Regions from separate parts of the Homo sapiens genome. Here region 2 is linked to region 1. Evidence: read pairs that join two places in POLR2A ChIA-PET (ENCODE). Cell type or tissue: Panc1. All regions are shown on one strand. Each heading gives the region's core, and the rest is flanking DNA. Links, peaks and the distances in the headings are about the cores only.

Evidence for each region. Peaks named below come from ENCODE experiments on the same cell type or tissue, not always from the same donor. Only the 100,000 strongest peaks of a DNase experiment are listed, where the experiment ranks them.
Region 2: POLR2A ChIA-PET joins it to region 1 with 7 read pairs; 2 of 35 experiments call an interaction of 5 or more read pairs at or near these places.

What each region holds. Positions count from the first base shown.
Region 1 is chr7:27,992,253-27,997,636 of GRCh38, reverse strand. The region is part of intron 1 of JAZF1 (JAZF zinc finger 1); the gene reads left to right. Among named protein-coding and RNA genes, the nearest start is that of JAZF1-AS1, 190 kb to the left of the region's middle. In Panc1, for the core only: no CTCF peak of the experiment used is centred there; no DNase peak of the experiment used is centred there; H3K27ac peaks cover 1,360 bases.
Region 2 is chr7:27,708,893-27,714,279 of GRCh38, reverse strand. All of the region lies in intron 2 of LOC105375211 (a long non-coding RNA gene), which reads right to left. Among named protein-coding and RNA genes, the nearest start is that of TAX1BP1, 29 kb to the left of the region's middle. In Panc1, for the core only: no CTCF peak of the experiment used is centred there; no DNase peak of the experiment used is centred there.

The sequences.
Region 1 (5,384 bases), core at 385-5,384:
TGGTCTGATTCCACCATTGCACTCCAGCTGAGCAATAGAGCAAGACTTTGACTCTTAAGAAAATATATCACAGCAATAAAAAGCTGCTAGGAGGCTCTGGATGGAAGCATGGATGGAGCTTGTTGACCATGCACTTAACTGTAGGGAGATTGTTTAATTAGGGAATCACCAGATGTTGGCATTGGCAGTCTTTTCTCCACACCCACTTAACTGAATCAGAGAAGAATCCTCCTGACTGGTTACCATTGTTATTGGGAGCAGTGGAGTTGGCATATTTCCATTTTAACTCCCCTATTTTCTCAGCCCTGCGCTCTCCCCTCTCCTCCCTCCACTATTGTTGGTGTCTTGCTTTAGTGTCCCTGGATAATCAACCTTTTAAACAACCCCCCTATTTTCAGGCCTGAACCTTCCCTCACTTGCCTTTTGCCATACCTGACACCTCTAAGTCTGGGGCCTATCAGGGTTTCTGCAGGGTCTTCAGATCCTGGCTGTGGGTCTCCCCCACTGCAGGTACTTGAGACTGTATCTACTCTAGGTCTTTGTCTACTCCTGTATGGGTTTTCCATTTTCCAAAACACTGGTTCAAATAACTTATTTCCTGATGCCTCTGCTGCCATTCTTCTATCCTTGGTTAGTTTTTTATTCATTCATTTCTATTTTAGTGGGGCTTTGGATGGTGAAGGAAACAAATACCCTTGATGAAGCTGCTACCTGTAAGCAAAAGCCTTCAATTTTCTCATTATAAAAATAATAGATCAGTGTATTCATTCAGCAATTACTTTGCATCTCTTACATGCAGGGCACTGAGCTGAGTGCCAGAGAAATGAAAGAAGTTGAGACAAGTTCTTCACCTCTGAAAAGTGTGCAAAGAAGAGAGGATATGCCTTGATAACACCCCTCCAGGGGCATAATTGCAGTGCTAGCACTAGGAACACAGTGGTGCAGAGTGAGGAAGAGGAGGATGCAGCAAACTCCACACGGAATGTTGTGGAAGGCTGTGCTGAACAAAGTCTACAACTCTGTGGCTTCACAAGTTCTATAGCTGGGGGAAGGCCAAGAACAGACAGCACCCATTAGTTGTTGCTGATTCCCAAGAAAAGTGTCGTATCCAGCCCAGATCTTCAAAATTACTCATCTGGCTGGGTGGGCATTTGCCTTCCCAGGGTCTTCCAACACTGCAAATCCCCTACTACCTTCCCACCCACATCCTCTCAGGCCTCCCACTGTTGCTGTACACAGTTAAAAAAGAACCTGGTGTTTGGAGGATATCGAATTTGAACAAGTTCTCAAACGGCGTGATATCACATCTTCCCCACACTGCTACCTCCCAGCCTGCGAATAGCACATTGCCCTTAGAGGCCTCCCTAGTTTTGTTGAGACATTGTGCGGCTGGTTTCTGACTTTCTTACATTATAAGTAATCCAGGTTATAAAATGTAGACCAGCTAAAGCATAGCCAAAGCCCAAGAGCTCGTTAATTAGCCTCACCTGACCAGGCAAATAACCCTGATAGAGTTTTCGTTTAGACTTGACAAGAGCACTGCAAAAGGCAATTCTTCAGAACCGTGGCAATCCTGATGCTTGATGGCCATTGGTTCCAGTGCTGGAGACAACAAAGAGGATCAACGTGGGCTTCACAGAGACAATAAGGTGGTCTGTGGTGTTTGCCTTTCCTTGGTCACGTTGCAGTTCCAGTTCCTACTGAGAAAGGTCTGAATGCTGTCCTTTCCTTATTTCTGCTATCTGCCTTGCTGTTTCCTTGCCACTTGAGAAGCAATGGGAGCTAGTGCTGTGACCCCCAGCCCTTCGCAATGTAATTGAGTCTGTAAAACCATAAGTTACTAGGACCACAGGAGCTACAGAAAGCTTTCAATTTGTACCTGTGTCTAGTGTTACATAGCCAAGTCCTTATAATAGAGCTGTGCATTCAGAATCTCATCCCCTGAAATAAAGATAGACACATTGCCATCTAATGTCAAGAATGCTATGTTTTAGAAACTTTGAAGTAAGCTAGTGTAGGTATTTATCACTTGGGTATTTTAAAATATATTTTAATATGTGAATTATTTTATCCTCCAGTCAACCTGAAATCTGTGAGTATGCAAGGGACTGTGCAAGGAGTAGTCTAGGGCGGAAAACAGTGTCATAATCTCTGTCGGTGCTGTGTTTGGCCCTACCCTGCCCTGCTAAAAAAAAGTTGAAGTTTTGAGTTTATCTTCCTGTCACTTCTTAGTGATATGAAAGTGGTCGAATGTTGTTATGTGGCTGTTGACAGCAATGTTATAGAAATGCTTACTCTCTTGCCAAATTGCAAGCTTAAGGAGCCTCATGTGGCTATGAAAAAACCAAGTGCTTTTATTCCATAGACCATTTGCTGAGGTGGATTGTATCTCTGGGCAATTGTAGCCAATGTTCTAGTTCCAGATTTTTATCGGCACCATAAATGTGTGCCATGGCCATCTCATTTCATATTATATTCCTTAGTGTAGCGATTTATCATGTTCAAAAAATATCTGAACAATGTGGCATGGTATAAGGAAATTCTTCCTGTTGGATTTAGTAATGTCTAATGAATAGTGTTACTCTTTCCAGTTTGTTCTGATTGTATCCTTTCTGCCCTCATATAATCCTCATGAGGAGTATGTCATTGTGCAGGATGTGGGGATCTGTCCTGCTCTGAAAATCATACTCTCTTGTCTCTCTCCTCCTATCCTGTGGAGAGTTTTTAGCATCAGACAGTTACATTTCTGTCAGGGAGGGAGAAATACTGAAGGCAGCTATTACACTTTTACTGAATGTGAAGTGCTCAACAGCATAATTAAATCCATAAAATGGTGAGTCATAATCCCCACACACCAGCCCGCCAGGAAGCAAGTGACAGAACCAACATTTATTTGTGACCAGCAGCTGATTTGACTCCTCCGGTAGCACTGGTGCAGGCCTCTCCTGATTTGTGGGCACCAAGTGCCTAATTTCATTTTAAGATTTCAGCACTTTAATGGATATTCTAAAGGTTGCCCAAGGAAACATTTGTTTGAAAAGGAGATTTGGGGACCTGGTGGATGTCTGTCCAGAAGTTCTGCTGTCTTGTTGGTTACCAGAGTACATTCTAGAAAAAGTAGAATCCTACCTGAGGTGCTTCCAAATGGTTTTTTGTGTGTGTGTGTTTTTTTTTGTTTTTTGTTTTTTTTTTTTTGTGATGGAGAGGGTGGTGTTTGGAAGCTTCCAGAAGTCTGTTTCCCACTTAACAATTTGAGGATATGTGAGCCTAAGTCTAGAATAGGTTATGAAAGATGATGAAGCAAATTAAGAAAACAAAACTTTAAAACCTTGCTTTGCAAATAAAGTGCTAAACATTCTTGATTTTTTGTAAATCAAGATTACAAGATGCAGTTTGTGTGATCAGCAGGAGCTGATGCCATTTATTTGAGCAACAAAATTGTAGACATTTGTATAAGATACTTCCTTCCCATTTCCCAAAGAGATTCTAGAGCTTGAAGAAGGAAAAGGATAATATAAATGTATCTTTGTACACATACACACGGGAAAAAATAAAAATCAAGGTAGTCTGGAGAGGTAATATTTAGAACATTTTAGAAATTATATAATTTGAGAAAAAAAGAAATCTTTAGAAGATGGTTTGTGGGAATATTGTTAGGTTGGGGAATGTCAGTTACAGGAATGAAGACAAGCAAATGATTATAAAAATGTTTATGGGCCTCTTTTCCCCTTTACACACAAATTTTAGACTCCTAACGGTGCCCTTTTCTTTCAAAATAATACACCTTATTAAATCATGCACCAGATATCTCTTTGAGTCTCAAAAGCAAAGCCCTTTGATCGTCAGTACCTAAACTTGAGGTGAAACCATTTTGTGAGCACTTGAGAAATTTTCTACATTGCCCTGTTCTTTCTTACCTTCCTCCTTTCTTTTCATTTTCATGATTTTTATCTCTAATTTCTTGTTTCTTACCTCGTTAAGCACCTAGAAAGACCCTGTAGGATTAGCATGTCAGTCACCATTTGCACAAATGGCCCACCCAGCATACCAATGTGCCATTTCTTTGGACAAAACACCTTTCCTTGTTGAACATTGTTCTACTGTCTCCTCCAGCAAGTATCTTTCTCTCAGAAGCATGGATATATGTTGGGATTACAGCAAATTTAAATGAGTGTGAGTAAGAGTTACGTTTGAAAACTGCGTTTCCCCGTGAAGAGTGGTTTTTTTGTTATTTAGAGAACCACTCCTTTTATCCCTAGGCCAGAGATCGAGGAATAGCCTCAGTTGCATGTGTACTGAGGAAGCGCAGAGCTACTGATCTGTTCTCATTTGCAGTGCCAAAACCTTCAGACCCGACTTGATGGAGCCATTCAGAGAATCTTTGTCTCTTGTTTCAGAATTTGGCTTTCAAGGACCTGCAGTGGCAAAGACCCAGGAGGCAGGATTTCTGAATAGTGTGTCCCTGAAATTCTTGGCATAGAAAAAACAATAAAGTGAACATGAGATTCTTAATTTTAACACCACGAATAAAACTGATACTACTGTCCAGTTTTAATCTGGGAGTTAAAAGCATTGTAAATTGATTTTTATGCTGTCATTGTTGCCACCCGTGTTCTCTGCCACTGTATCTGCTTCCCTCCCCCCATCACCTGTTAATGCACTTTGGAGTTAGTGGACATAGCTTACATCTACCATGTGCAGTAAACACTTCCTGTGCAAAGGTGCTGGAAACAACATCTGTCATTACATCAAAGAAGGGGTTACTGCCAAGTGCACCTGGAAGGTTTCTAATAATGAGATAGTTTGAAGTGAGTTTATAATGAAAAGAAATCTGTGTGAAATCTATGAACCTTTTTCTAAGAAAATTAAAATTGTGTGCTCATTTTCTTCCTTATATGTCCTTATTACATAAACATTGTTTATACATATATTTATACAGTCATTTCTCTATGTGAGAAGTTTGAGAATACATTTCTGGCTATGAAAAAAGTACCTTTTTGGTGCTGTGCTGGAGAAGCACCATTATAAAGCGTTGCTATGGTGTTGAATTCTGTCTCTTTGAGGGGAAAAGTCCTCTGGTGAATGTAGTGTTTGTTGACTCTGAACCAGTATGAGAATTTCTGATTGAGAGTCTAGAAAAGTTATAATAAACTCATTATACATTTTAAAAAGAGAAGAACTGCCCTTCAGAATATGAATCCAAATGCAGAAAAGTGTTCCGTGAACAAGAACAATACTCAGTAGGTTTTCAAATTGATGGAGCTTTCCAATGGAAACTAATTTGTTCCAGCATTGAAGTGAGCATAATTAACAGAGACTTTCTTTCTTAGGCCGATGAACCACCAAAAACCATGCCAACATTGTAACTGTAAGCAGTGAAAACC
Region 2 (5,387 bases), core at 303-5,302, 280 kb after region 1:
GACACTTTGTTGCAGCAGCCCTAACTGACTAAAATGCTATCATCATCATTATTATTACTAGTATTAATGATATCATCATGGGAAGACACCACCTGGCTCTGTCTTCCTTCTCTCTACATTTATATGTATTAATTTCCTCATTCTTTCTCACATTCCTCCTACCCTCATGGGTAGGTAAAGTTTATTTCTTTTTCCTTTAAACTGATCGCCCTGTTGATTGAATAAACTATATCATAGATTTGTTGGAATAAGCTATATCAAACTCATCAATCCACCCCTAGGCGAAGCTTGGCTTCTTTACCTACAGTGCTAGCCTGGCATCTGGACTTTAGTATAATGACACAATATTACATCCCAGGTGATAAGGTTTGGCTCTGTGTCCCACCCAAATCTCACGTCAAATTGTAATTCCTAATGTTAGAGGAAGAACCTGGTGGGAGGTGATTCCATCATAGGGGTGGATTTCCCCCTTGCTGTTCTTGTGACAGTGAGTGAGTTCTCACAGGATCTGGTTGTTTAAAAGTGTGTAGCAAGGCCGGGTGCGGTGGCTTATGCCTGTAATACCAGCTGTTTGGGAGGCTGAGGCGGGTGGATCATCTGAGGTCAGGAATTTGAGACCAGCCTGGCCAACATGGTGAAACCCCGTCTCTATTAAAAATACAAAAAATTAGCTAGACGTGCTGGCGGGCACCTGTAATCCCAGCTACTTGGGAGGCTGAGGCAGGAGAATCGCTTGAACCCAGGAGGCAGAGGTTGCAGTGACCCAAGATCGCGCCATTGCACTCCAGCCTGGGTGACAAGAACGAAACTCTGTCTCAAAAAAAAAAAATGTGCAGCACTTCCCCTTTTGCTCTCTCTCTTCTGCTCCAATGTGTAAGGACATGCTCACTTCCCTCTCACCTTCTGCCCATGATTGTAAGTTTCCTGAGGCCTCCCAACCAAGCTTCCTGTACAGCCTGTGGAACTGTGAGTCAATTACACCTCTTTTCTTCATAAATTACCCAGTCTCAGGTAAATCTTTATAGCAGTGCAAGAATGGACTAATACATCAGAACTAGCTAAACATTTCTATTTCATGTTTAAAGGATATCTTTATTTTCCAAACCCCAGTGGTGAACCTCCTCGAGGCCAGCCATTCATCACATGTTCCCCGACTCATATGGCTCATGCTTGAGCCAGGTAAACCACAGCCTCTTCACTGCCAGCCAGGCATCAGACAAATCCAGGCTCAAACCTGGGCTCAGTACGAAATTACTAATAGTAAGTGCTTAATCTTTCTAATTTTCAATTCACTCCTTGTGGAATTGTGATTAGGATATCTCCCACAAGAGTCTTTGTGAAGGTTAAATAAGAAAATGAATGCCAAGCACTTAATGCAGAGGCTGGTCCACATCACCACAGGCTCAGTAAATGGTGGCCAACATCATTAGTACGTGTTTATGATATCACAACTACTTTACATCAACAGTTAGGTGGACAATACATATCAAAAGAAAAAAGGACTTTCTTTTACATAGTCTCTCACCCATGTAGAACCTACTCAGTAAACCAGTGGTTCTCAACCTTGAGATACACATTAAGAGTCACCTGTTTACCCTTGAATCTTAATAATGTCCTACTCTCTTAAGATAGAAGTACAAATAGCACACGTATGGACCTGGGTACTACTGGTTTCTTAATTATGGTCTATCTTTATTAACAACTCCAAATCGTAATTGAACACAGTTTCCCTGCATTTATTGGTCTTAGGAGTCTGATGGTTAAAGGCAAGAAATTTGACTTTAACACTAATGTGTTGATATTTCACACTTACATTTACTAGCTGGGGCCACATGCCCCAGCCTGACCTTTGTTTCTATCCAAAGTCCTTTCTGCAAAGTGCAGTCATTTCTGCCCCATAGCAGGAGCTAAAGCACTTGCTAAATAAATGAATTCACAGCAGAGAATGGCTAAATGCCCTTCATGTTACAATGTTGGATGAACAATGAGTGGTTCATGGATAAGAGACGTGGCATACTGGCCAGGCGCAGTGGCTTATATCTGTAATCCCAGCACTTTGGGAGGCCGAAGTGGGCAGATCACCTGAGGTCAGGAGTTCGAGACCAGCCTGACCAACATGGAGAAACCCCGCCTCTACTAAAAAACACAAAATTAGCTGGGCGTGGTGGCGCATGCCTGTAATCCCAGCTACTCAGGAGGCCGAGGCAGGAGAATCGCTTGAACCTGGGAGGTGGAAGTTGCGGTGACCTGACTTCGCGCCATTGCACTCCAGCCTGGGCAACAAGAATGAAACTCCATCTCAAAAAAAAAAAAAAAAAAAAGAGAGAGAGAGAGAGAGACGTGGCATCCTTTCTTTGAAATATACCAAGGGGAGGCAATGCGATGAGCTTCTGAGTCAGACACATCTGTGTCCCTGGGGAGATCAATTAACCTATCTGAGTCTCTATAAGGATGAAGATAATGACAGCACCTACCTCCTGAATGGTTGGGAGGATTAAATGAATCCATCAATGAGCAGTGCACAGCTTTTAAGACATAGTCTCCTTGATGCTGATCTCACATCCTTTCTTTTTTTTTTTTCCTTTTCTGAGACAGAGCTTTGCTTTGTTGCCCAGGCTGGAGTGCAGTGGCACCATCTCGGTTCACTGCAACGTCTGCCTCCTGGGTTCAAGCGATTCTCCTGTCTTAGCCTCCAGAGTAGCTGGGATTACAGGTGTGCCACCACCACGCCCAACTAATTTTTGTATTTTTAGTAGAGACAGGGTTTCGCTGTGTTGGCCAGGCTGGTCTTGAACTCCTGACCTTGGGTGATCCGTCTGCCTCGGCCTCCCAAAGTGCTGGGATTATAGGCAAGAGCCACCATGCCTGGCCTCGTATCCTTTCTTGGGGTTGCCCCAACCTCTCTTTCTTATTTTCATTCACTTTCTAGTTTCTGACCAGGGATCTTCTTTGGGAAGATTACATCTGGAGAATCATGTTTATTTCTGAGCATTTGAAGAGGGCTTTGTCCAGGACTATAAAGGCCAGAAAACTGTCATGTGAAAAGTGGACTTTTAGACATTAGGTAAAAACTAAGGCAATGTGAATAAAGTATGGACTTTAGTTAATAATATCAGTTTATTAGCTGTAACAAATGTACCATAATGACATAAATAATAGGGGAAACTAGGTGTGGGGTATGTGAGAACTCGCTGTAATATTATTGCAACTTTTATATCAATCTAATACTATTCTAAAATAAAAAGTTTATTCACTGTTAAAAATATTTATCAATATTAAAACCATAAAAGTCAAAATTTACATATATGTTTATAATTTATTCCTATATGTACATGACAAGAAATTATCAGAATAAAAGTGGAATTTTTTTTTTTTTTTGGTAGAGTCAGTGTCTCACTATGTTGACCAAGCTGGTCTCAAACTCCTGGCCTTAAGCAATCCTCCCATCCTCGCCTCCGAAAGTGCTGGGATTATAGGCATTGAGGCACCATGCCTGGCCAAGAAATTATTTTAATGGACCTCTAGTCAGGAATAAGAAACACATTGGGGAAATAATAATATTGGTTACTTTCTTAAAATATTTGCAGGCCTCTATTGTGTGGAAGGTAAGATATATGCCGTATAGTTCCCAAGGCAGAAATAATGAGCAGAAATGACAGATAATCCAGTTTTACCTCAGTTGATGATTAAAACTGTACCCCCACATACACACACAAAATGGACACATTGTAAAGTAGTATATAAACTCTTTGAAAGTTGTCATGCAGAAGGCAGATGACCACCCATTGAGGGGATGTTGCAGTGAGTAGATAAGAAGTTTCACTTGACAAAATTGTATATATTTTATGACCATTTGCTTATCCTTATGTCCATCGGTTCTACCTTGCCCTTTTCTACCTTCATCCTTTTGATCCATTAAGTTTTGAATTTGGAAAGGACTTCAGAGACTATGTAGTTCTTATCTGGGGTGTGATTTTCTGACATTCTTCTTGACCCCTGGTATTATAGGCAAACACATCACTAGGAATCCCACTTGTTCAGCTTAAATCACTATTGTTTGTTCTTTCTTACTCTGGCTCAAGATCCTCATCTCAGGCTTTCCTTGCTTTGACAACCTGTTTGGAGTCACTTCTCCAGCTCCAACATTAGAAATCTCGCAGATTTGTTCTTGCCCTTCTGACATACAACTTGGAGCTATGATTGGTCCTTCTGCCCCATACCGTCCCATGGACCTGCTGGGCAATGAGAAACAAAAAACCATCTGTGATGGATCACTGCCCTGGCCCTGAGGCTGACATCCAGACTGAGTCATTATTTTCATGTGTCATATTTCTCAGATTATGGCCTTATATTTAGTGCACAAATGGATCCTAGAAATGAAACAGAAATGCAACTTGGAAAATGCACCATGACTCACAAAACAGATAAACTGCACCAAACCATAATGTGCCACACACACAATCTAAGATCAAATTAACCCTATCTCCTTCAGATTCACATCTTCCAAGTAAGACCACAGATAAACTGACTTAACTGAAATTTTGCAGACTCATATCTTGTGCAGATGGGACCACTGACTCTCCTAACAGCTCACTTCATTTACATATTCTGACCAATCCCTGCTAAGACCACACTTACTATCTGCCACCTAAAACCACCTGATTATTAACTGCAGCCCCTACCCAAGTACCCTTCCCTGACTCCTTCCTTTTGGGACACCGTCACAGTTGTGCTGTGCCTTGCTCAGTATGCATAATAAACCCAGCTTTGGATAATCAACAGGTACTCCTGGTGATCTTTGATTAGAGAGTCTAACAATTCTTTTGCCTGGTTATGCTCATTTTCTTCTTGTTTGCCAAGCACACTCCTACTCTTGCTTCAAGAATCAACTTAAATATCACTATGAGTCTGCCCTGATTTATTCTTCACCTTTATCCTCTGCACTACTAGTTACCTCATCCTCTGTGTTGCCCAAGCACTTGGCCCAGACTTCCATTAGCTTTCATCTCACTATATTTTCATTCTTTTGTTTATGTCTGCCCACTCCTTCCACCTTTCCTTAAAAGCAAGAACACTTTTATGCATGTTTGTATGTTCAATGTTTACCCTGGTCCTAGATACCAAATAGACACTGAATAAATAATTGTTACTTAAACCCAGATTATTATTCATAACAAAACTGCAAACAGAGCTTTAAGGGATACGTGTGTTACTTATTCTTTCTCAGCCATCATATATGTACAAGGAAGCCTCATGTACAAATTTCCACAAAACCCTTTCCTCTGTGGTAAGAAGAGTCTCTAAAACCAGATACTGGGTGGCCAGGGTCAAAAGTGGTGATATAGGATTATAGGGACCCAGGTGATGGGCATGACAAATACTGTTTG